Linked DNA regions of Homo sapiens: region 1 is linked to region 2. Evidence: chromatin contacts called from ENCODE Hi-C data. All regions are on one chromosome and are shown on one strand. Each heading gives the region's core, a stretch centred on a gene start or an enhancer-like site at or near the end of the contact. The rest is flanking DNA. Distances are from core to core; before and after follow the strand shown.

Region 1 (4,375 bases), core at 1,442-3,941, 3.3 Mb before region 2:
ATCTGTAAGCTGAGAGAGGCCTCAGGAGAAAACAACCCCTCCGACACCTTGATACTGAAATTCAGGTTGTTTGCTTTATATAAGCAACAATGCTTACAGGCTGGCTGATGAATGGGGTGGAAATACTGCTTAATAGCAAGGAAGGAGGTGAAAATAGCTAACAGCTGGAGGACCACTAGGACTGGAGTGACCCCAAAAATGCTGCATGCTCCTCTGTGTGTTCAGAGGAAACAAGTACTGAGGCCTGATGCCTGCCCATGGTGGGGAGATGATTTCCATTCCTTACTGAAACATAAATGAACTGGTACCATCATATGTGTTATGAGGTGGACAAGCTCATATATCATCAGTGGGCATTGTACAGAACAGTAGGATCAATACAACTTACCACTGCATGGACAAAAGACTTTGAGAACTGACAAGAGCAGAGGTTTATCAATTATAATGCTGAGTTAAGCATCTTAATCAAGTTTGTTCTTTGACTTTTTTTATATAAATATATATAGTAGTCAAGAGTTGACTCAGAGAAGCAGGCAGCAGGAGTTAATACTGACACTTATTAAACAAAGTTGAAAACATTTGATTTACAACTGATTGGTCTTATAAATACAAATGGCCATGATTATGGAAAGAATCTGAAATAAATTTGGAGTAAAATATCAATACCAGTATACAACCAATACTGTAAAATGATTACACCAATAGCATGGTTTTAAGGCATATGGAGGTATGAAGCGGGAAATAAACTTTCTGACTTCTATTGTGGTTTTTTTGTTTGTTTTTGTTTTTTGAGACGGAGTCTCGCTCTGTCACCCAGGCTGGAGTGCAGTGGCGCAATCTTGGTTCACTGCAACCTCCACCTCCCGGGTTCATGCAATTCTCCTGCCTCAGCCTCCAGAGTAGGTGGGACTACAGGGGCTCGCCACGCCTAATTTTTGTATTTTTAGAAGAGACACTGTTTCACCATATTGGCCAGGCTGGTCTCGAACTCCTGACCTTGTGATCCACCTGCCTCGGCCTCCCAAAGTACTGGGATTACAGGCGTGAGCCGCCATGCCTGGCCGACTTCTATTGTTATCAGCAGTTCTGCAATGTTTGGGAACGATACAATCTGTAAAGGAGTCCAAAAAAAAAAAAAAAAAGCATGTACCCACAAAATCTACAAATAATCTCAGGACCCAAGTGACCATATGTCACAAGGGTAAGGCAAGGTATAATCAGCCATTCAGAAACAGGTACGTAACTAACAAAGTCAGGGATAAGAATCTCTAAAGGCTAAATATTTTCTGTGTGCAGGGTGCTGTGCACTTAGCCACCAGGCAGTCTCAGCAAATCCTTTGAAAGGGTAAAATTGCTCATCTCCAGTTTAATCTTTACGGAGTATGGGGTGGTGTATTGGTCGGCTCTGTCTAATAGCTGGCAGGAAGTTCTGCTCTTCTACCCAAGGTGACATTACAGCACTTTGGAAATGTTATCTCAATTATTCTTCAATCTTACCCATTTATTAATGTATTCAGCAAACATTCATGGAGTGCCTACTATGTGCCAGGCATTGTCTTGCCCACTTTGTAAATTTGAAAATTATGTTCAGACAAGATGAGCCATATAGCTTTTTCTTTCTGAGACAGGGCCTGGCTCTGTATCCCAGGCTGGAGTGCAATGGCACGATCACAGCTCACTACAACGTCCAACTCCTGGGTTCAAGCGATCCTCCCCTTCAGCCTCCCAAGTAGCTGAGACTACAGGCGTGTACCACCATTCCCGGCCCAGAAGCTTACTTTAAGTCAAGCAATGGCTGGAAGGCTCTATGTCTGGGCCACTAATCACGTTTGATCACTTGTATCCCAGTGAAGAAAACTCACTGCTAAGCACTTCTGCGAGCAATAGTTGAACTCATTAGAGACGGATAGGTCAATCAGGGAAATAAACAAACCTGCTTCGCTCCCTCGGAGAACTCTGTGATGCTGAACTCTTTGTCGAAATAGGCCCAGATAAGGAAGGCCTTAATTCGAGTCCTAACCCAGTTGATGGGGTTGGAGAATCCCAGGACGATCATCTTGGTTTTCTGGTGCTGCTGGGGCTTCTCCTCCGTGCTGTAGCTGCGCTGAGGGCAGGCAGGGAAAGAAGCGAAGGCTGCGGGGAGTCCCGGGCTGCTGAGCACTGGCCACCGGGAGCCCTGGGCAGGTAGCGCCGAGGCTGCCAAGGCCCTAGCGCTTCGTGGAAATAACGCCGCTCCCAAGCCGAGGCGACAGCGGCAGAAGTAGCAAAGTGTGGCCGACGGCAGCCTCACCTCGGCCACAGCAGGAGTCCGGAGTCGGACGGCCCCGCAGGGCAGCGACCGAGAGTGCAGGAACTGGGGTAGCAAACGAGCGGCCAGCGCCATTTTTATGACCCTTCACACCGGTGCCTGCCGGTGCTGTATGGAAAGGAAGTCGGTGGGAAACCGCCTCAGCGGTGTCGGAGAAAGAGACTGGAGAGCAAAGTGGACCTGTTGCTGCAGCCTCTGGTGAGTCGGCCCCGTCCCCGCTCTCCAGCACGCAGCCCAGGCCGAGGCCCTTCGGCAACCCGCCCCGCGCTCGGACCCAGCCACTCTGGAGTCTGCCGGCCTCGCGGACCTTTTCTCTGTCGCTCGTGTTTCCGGGCGGATGGCGCTGAGGAACGCTTTAGAGCCGAAGTTCCGAAGACCTGGAAGAGGGCAGGCGTGAGCAACCATGGCCGGGCAGCACCTCCCGGTACCCCGGCTGGAGGGCGTTTCTCGGGAGCAGTTCATGCAGCACCTCTACCCACAGGTGAGGCCCTCGCGCGGGGCAGAACCTCGAGAAACCAGCGAGAGACACGTCTTTACCTTTCGGACAGCTGGGAACTGGTTTTTAGAGACCCAGGGTGTGGGAAAGAGGCGCAGGACGGCAGCAGATCACTGGTTGGCCCTTAGACCAAGGGAAAGGTGCACGGGGGACGCCGACTGGCTCCTCTATTGAAATTTCCGGAGAAAGTCCCATGTTTCTGGGGAGCAAGATGATGGCGGAGAGCTGAGTGCGAGAGGTATTTTGCCTAAACTCTTTACTCCGCATCTGTCAGTCTGCTCCGAATTAATGGATTTGAAGGCACAACTTTTCACTCCACTGAGCCAAAAAGGAAAGCAATGGGATTCCCCCGGAAAACTCCTACTCGTCTTGAATTCTAACTTACTTAGGTTCTAGTTCCGACATTGGAGTCTTTTATACCTGTAGTTAGAACCTTAGGTCTTTAAAAGAAAACTCATAGAGAAATATTAGGGAAACAAAAAGTGCTTTTACTTGCAGTGCTTTTCAAGGGAGTCCAGACCTAAGAAAAACAAGGTATTAAAAGGAAAAATCCACAGGATTACAGTAAGTCAGTTTATGGTAGGAAAAATACCCAGCAATTTTCTTACCTGATATTTACATTTATAAGGGTGGTCATAGAATTACAGTTCTGGGGCCGGGCGCGGTGGCTCACGCCTGTAATCCCAGCACTTTGCGAGGCCGAGGCGGACGGATCACCGGAGGTCAGGAGTTCAAGACCAGCCAGTAGAAATCCCATCTCTACTAAAAATACAAAATTAGCCGGGCATGGTGGTGGCCCATACCTGTAATCCCAGCTACTCGGGAGGCTGAGGCAGGAGAATCGCTTGAACCCGGGAGGCGGAGGTTGCAGTGAGCCGAGATCGCGCCACTGCACTCCAGCCTGGGCAACAAGAGCTAAACTCGGTCTCAAACAAACAAACAAAACTACAATTCTGAGTGTTACAAAAGTCGGATGGGCTGGGCGCCGTGGTTCATGCCAGTAATCCTAACATTTTGGGAGGCCCAGGTCGGTGGATCACTTGAGGTCAGGAGTTCAAGACCAGCCTGGCCAATATGGTGAATCCCCGTCTGTACAAAAAATACAAAAATTAGCCGGGCGTGGTGGCGCACGCCTGTATTCCCAGCTACTCTGGAGGCTGAGGTCGGAGGATCTGCTTGAGCCCGGGAGGTCGAGGCTGCAGTGATCCATGATCCTGCCACTGCTCCAGCATGGGCGAGAGGGTGAGACCCTAGCTTAAAAAAAAAAAAGGCGGGGTTGGGGGGATGCGGGAGGAATGAAGTTTTTCTTTTGATAGCAACCTACGGGAGAGGATTCAAGCCTTTATTAGTTTGGAGACTTGTACTAGATGGGTTGTTCTTGCTCTCCCTGTCCTTAGACACCCCCTATCTCAGAATGTGCTAGACGTAAGTTGCCTAAAGGGCAGTGTTGTGAAGATTAGGGTATGTGGAAGTGCTTTGTAAGAGTCATAGCAAAAGGTATTTTGTAATTTAATCTCTTCAGACAAGACATACAGCACAAAGCATCATTACATTTTAAAAAGTCGAAAATT
Region 2 (3,943 bases), core at 993-3,492:
TAATATACTAGTAAAAACCAGATGACTTTGAAAAGAGAACACATGCTTCTGTGGACACAGGCTCCATTCCTACACCTGGCAATAGGTGTACACTGGCAAAAGCGTATACAAGTACATGCTGTTGGTTCCAAAATAACAGTCCAGGGAGTCAATGTTGTTTATCACAACCACTAGAAAATAATATGGTAACACTGTCTTCATTCACTCACACATCTAACAAATATTTCCTGAACATTTACCATGAGCCACACACTGTTATAGGCAATGAGGCGGGGGGCAGGGGTTGGGTAGAACAGTACGAACAAAACTCCCTGCCTTCGTGGAGCTTATATTCCAGCTGAAGAAGACAGACACTAAGTAAAATACATAGTTTGTTTATTGGTGATAAGTGCAAAGGAGGAAAATGAAATAGGAAAGAACATGGTATGGAGGCTACAGGGCAGATTTTCATTTTAAACAGGGTGGTCAAAGAAGGCCTCATAACATTTGAGCAAAGACCTGTTATATAGATATCAGAGGGCAGAAAGGCCCAGAAGACGGAAACAGCAAGTGCAAAGGCCTGAAGTTAGAAGGTCTGATGAGTCCGCACATAATAAAGAGGTGGGTTTGGCTGGAGAGGAAGGAGTAACACAGAGAACATTGAGAGATGAGGTCAGACGGTAATAATAAAACCAGAATACGGCTGGGCGCGGTGGCTCACGCCTGTAATCCCAGCACTTTGGAAGGCCGAGGCGGGCAGATCAAGAGGTCAGGAGATCGAGACCATCCTGGCTAACACGGCGAAACCCCGTCTCACTAAAAATACAAAAATAAAAATAAAAAAAAAATTAGCCGGGCGTGGTGGCGTGCTCCTGTAGTTTCAGCTACTCGGATGGCTGAGGCAGGAGAATGGTGTGAACCCAGGAGGCGGAGCTTGCAGTGAGCTGAGACTGCTGCACTCCAGCCTGGGCGACAGAGCGAGACTCCGTTTCAAAAAAACAAAAAACAGAATACACAGAGCCTTGAAGGCCATTGTAGAAGTCTGGCTTTTGCTGTCAGTGATTCTCAGAGTCACTGGAGGTCTATAGCTGAGGAATGCTATCCAACTTTCCTTTTAACTGGATCATTTTGACTCCCTCCCACTCCAAATGGTGGAAGAACAAAAGCAGAAGTAGAGATGCTGCTGGCCAGAACCAAGGTGACAGCAGCGGTATTCCTACTGTAAGAAGTGGTTAGTGGTTAGATATACTTGAAAGATAGCTTTTGCTGATGCATTAGATATGAGATATGAGGGAAAGGAAGAAGCCAAGATTACTACAGGGTTTTTGGCCTGGATGGTGCTATCACTGAGACAATGCAAACTTATTAAGGAAGAATCCGTTTTGTGGAAAAGATAAAGAGTAGTTTTTAAAATGTCAAATTTAAAACATGAAAGATACCAAATACATTATTGAATTTGTGGATCTGAAGTTTGGGGGTGAGGTGTGGACTGGAGACTAATTTCTGAAGAGCTCAAGAAAACCATAAGGCGGGATAACAGAGAACACAAAGGATTAAAGGACCTAGTCCTGAGCACGCCAAGATTAACAAATTAGAAGCATGTGTTGGGGGGCATTTAAGACGGACTAATACGAACTTCTCTAAAGTGGGGTTAAAAATAGACATTTTTCTATCTTTAGAGCCTAATACAGTGCCTGGGAAATTATAGGTGGTAAATAAACAGGAGAATACTTCGACAGGAATTTAACGAATGTCTATTCCGTTCTAGCAAGAGCGCCAGGTACTGCGGAAACCGTAAAGAACAAGTGCAAATTCCTGACACCTATATTCTGGTAAGCAAGCCAGGGAGGATTAACTGGTGGCAAAAATCAAACATTAACGCCGAAATAGCCTTCCCAGGAACCTATTAAACTCCAACTTAACACATAAATAAAGGTGGTATTGGGCTTATCTGGAGGCTTCGGTGGCTATCTCCCATCCCTCAGCTGGAGCCAGGCCAATGCAAACTTCGCTCCTAAATGGCTTTCACCGGCAGCCAACGCCAAAGCGCCTTAAATCAGGGCCCTGAGGTCCAGGGAGTGAGACTGGACTCCGTCAGGACAGGGAGAGGGCGCCAGGGAGTGGTGACTGTCCTTATCTGAGCCGAAGCCTCGCGAGCCTCCGACCACCCCTCACCAGCCCGGGGCCCGGCAGCCTCACCTTACAGTCCATCTGTCCGCCTGAGGCTCCGTACTGCAGCAGGCGAGCGGGTTTCCGTGGAACTAACACAGCATTTTAAACCAACCCGCTCCCCGGCGCAGTAGCTCCGGTACGCAGGCGCACCCGTGGCAGGGCATGTCGGGAACTGTAGTTTTCCCGGCCCAGGAGGGCCCTCAGCCCTGGGCGGGACCCAGGCCGGCATCCGGCGGCGCTCAGGGAATGCGTAGCGCCGTGAACCGAATGGCGGCAGGCTCCACTGTGCTCGCGAGCGGGGCACGCCGGGATATGTAGTTTCCGGCGCCTGCCCTCCGGGGGGTCCTGTGCTGCCCACTTCACAGTGACTTGTCTCCGCCTGGTGAACTCGCGGTGTTCTGCTAATCTTGGTAAATACATACCCTACAGCAGAGTAACGAGCATAAAAATTGGTTAAAAATTCAGAGCTTAAACATTCTTCTCGTTAAAGGAAAAATCAAGTCCCTCTTCGTCCTCGTCCATGATGGCCACATGGAGAGTAAAACACAGAAATCTGTTTTCAGGTCTTTCGTCTCTTCAGCATAAATTATTTCTTGCCCTGTCTACAAGTTAATAGGTATTTGTAAATCTGAGTGTAAGTAGCTATGAAACGGAAAAGAGCATTGAGCTGTCCCTGGTTTTTTTGGTGGTTTGCTTTTTTGAGATAGGGTCTTCCTCTGTCGCCAAGGGTGGATTACGGTGGTGCGATCTCGACTCACTGCAGCCTCGACCTCCCGAGCTCAAGCGATCCTCCCATCTCAGCCTCCCCAGTATCTGGGACCACAGGCGCGCGCCACCACGTCTGGCTAATTTTTGTATTTTTTCGTGGAGGCGGGGTCATCACCATATTGCTCAGGCTGGTCTCTTTGGGCTCGAGCCATCCGCCCACCTCGGCCTCCCAAAGTCCTGGGATTACAGGCGTGCATCACCACACCAGCGTTTCTGAGTTGTTTTGCTTTAAGAATATGTATTCTCACTTAAGGGAAAGCCTTCTATAGTGCAAAGACGCGGCTTTGCGTTTTGGTAGCTGGACAGAACACCTGTTATCCCTGCCAGGGCAATTAAAATGCATTTCTCTCTTCTCCCTGAGAGTGCAGCCAAGAATCACTTCAGCCCTCTCATATAAGCAATCAGATCCGAGATGAGAGCTCATTTACTTAGCCTGACAATTGATCTTGCTATTCTAATTCTTTTCATAGCGGAGCCTCAATGTGAGATGCAGAGACTGCCCATCAAACCACAGCCATATTCATCAAGCTTTGAGCCGATCCGGTGAAGAGAAATGAGCACTGCATACATTATTCAGAGAAAGGGACCAAATAAAGCTTTTAATAGGAAATGAAAATGTATTTTAAAGCGTCAGTGCAAACAGCCAATTATTTTCATTATGTATGTTTTATCTTGCAATGACCTCTGGTTTATCAGTGGAATTAAGAGATGAGTGATACATGTATCCACGTGTTTTTGTGTAATGAGAGTTTTCACCTTCTCCTCAAATCTCCATATTAAGCAGCAGTCAGGGAACCAAACTGATTAAATTCGTGTTTTTCATTTGTTTTCCCTTATTCACTGTCTGGCAAACCGTATAAGAACTTAAGCAATTACAGAGTTAGAGAAAAGGACCTGAAGTCTTCAATAAACTTGAAATCAGGGAGTATAGTCCTCCAACTTTGTCCTTTTTCAAATTTGTTTTGGCTGTTCCTTTAACTTTCTAGTTCCTTTACCTTTCTCCCAAATTTTTTGAATCAACTTG

Evidence for each region. A loop is a pair of places that touch in the nucleus more often than their neighbours do. Pooled maps may share reads with other maps.
Region 1: a map of naive thymus-derived CD4-positive, alpha-beta T cell shows a loop between it and region 2 (22-fold over the local background). The contact joins the promoter of TYW5 here to the promoter of CCDC150 in region 2. A Hi-C loop is called at or near these places in 2 of 168 maps with a recorded cell type or tissue (breast epithelium and naive thymus-derived CD4-positive, alpha-beta T cell) and 7 of 50 pooled maps.

What each region holds. Positions count from the first base shown.
Region 1 is chr2:199,953,807-199,958,181 of GRCh38, reverse strand. TYW5 (tRNA-yW synthesizing protein 5) reads left to right here and starts at 2,691. Exons shown (of 8, transcript NM_001039693.3): 1 at 2,691-2,789. The coding sequence starts at 2,712. It overlaps MAIP1 (matrix AAA peptidase interacting protein 1), which reads right to left and starts at 2,600. Exons shown (of 5, transcript NM_001394955.1): 1 at 1,934-2,600. The coding sequence starts at 2,383. RefSeq lists enhancers at 2,168-2,267, 2,288-2,447, 2,618-2,737, 1,848-3,047.
Region 2 is chr2:196,638,014-196,641,956 of GRCh38, reverse strand. CCDC150 (coiled-coil domain containing 150) reads right to left here and starts at 2,242. Exons shown (of 28, transcript NM_001080539.2): 1 at 2,179-2,242. The coding sequence starts at 2,190. LOC105373823 (a long non-coding RNA gene) reads left to right here and starts at 2,272. Exons shown (of 2, transcript XR_923747.3): 1 at 2,272-2,561; 2 at 3,390-3,529. RefSeq lists enhancers at 1,381-1,918, 1,919-2,456, 2,441-2,490, 2,511-2,730.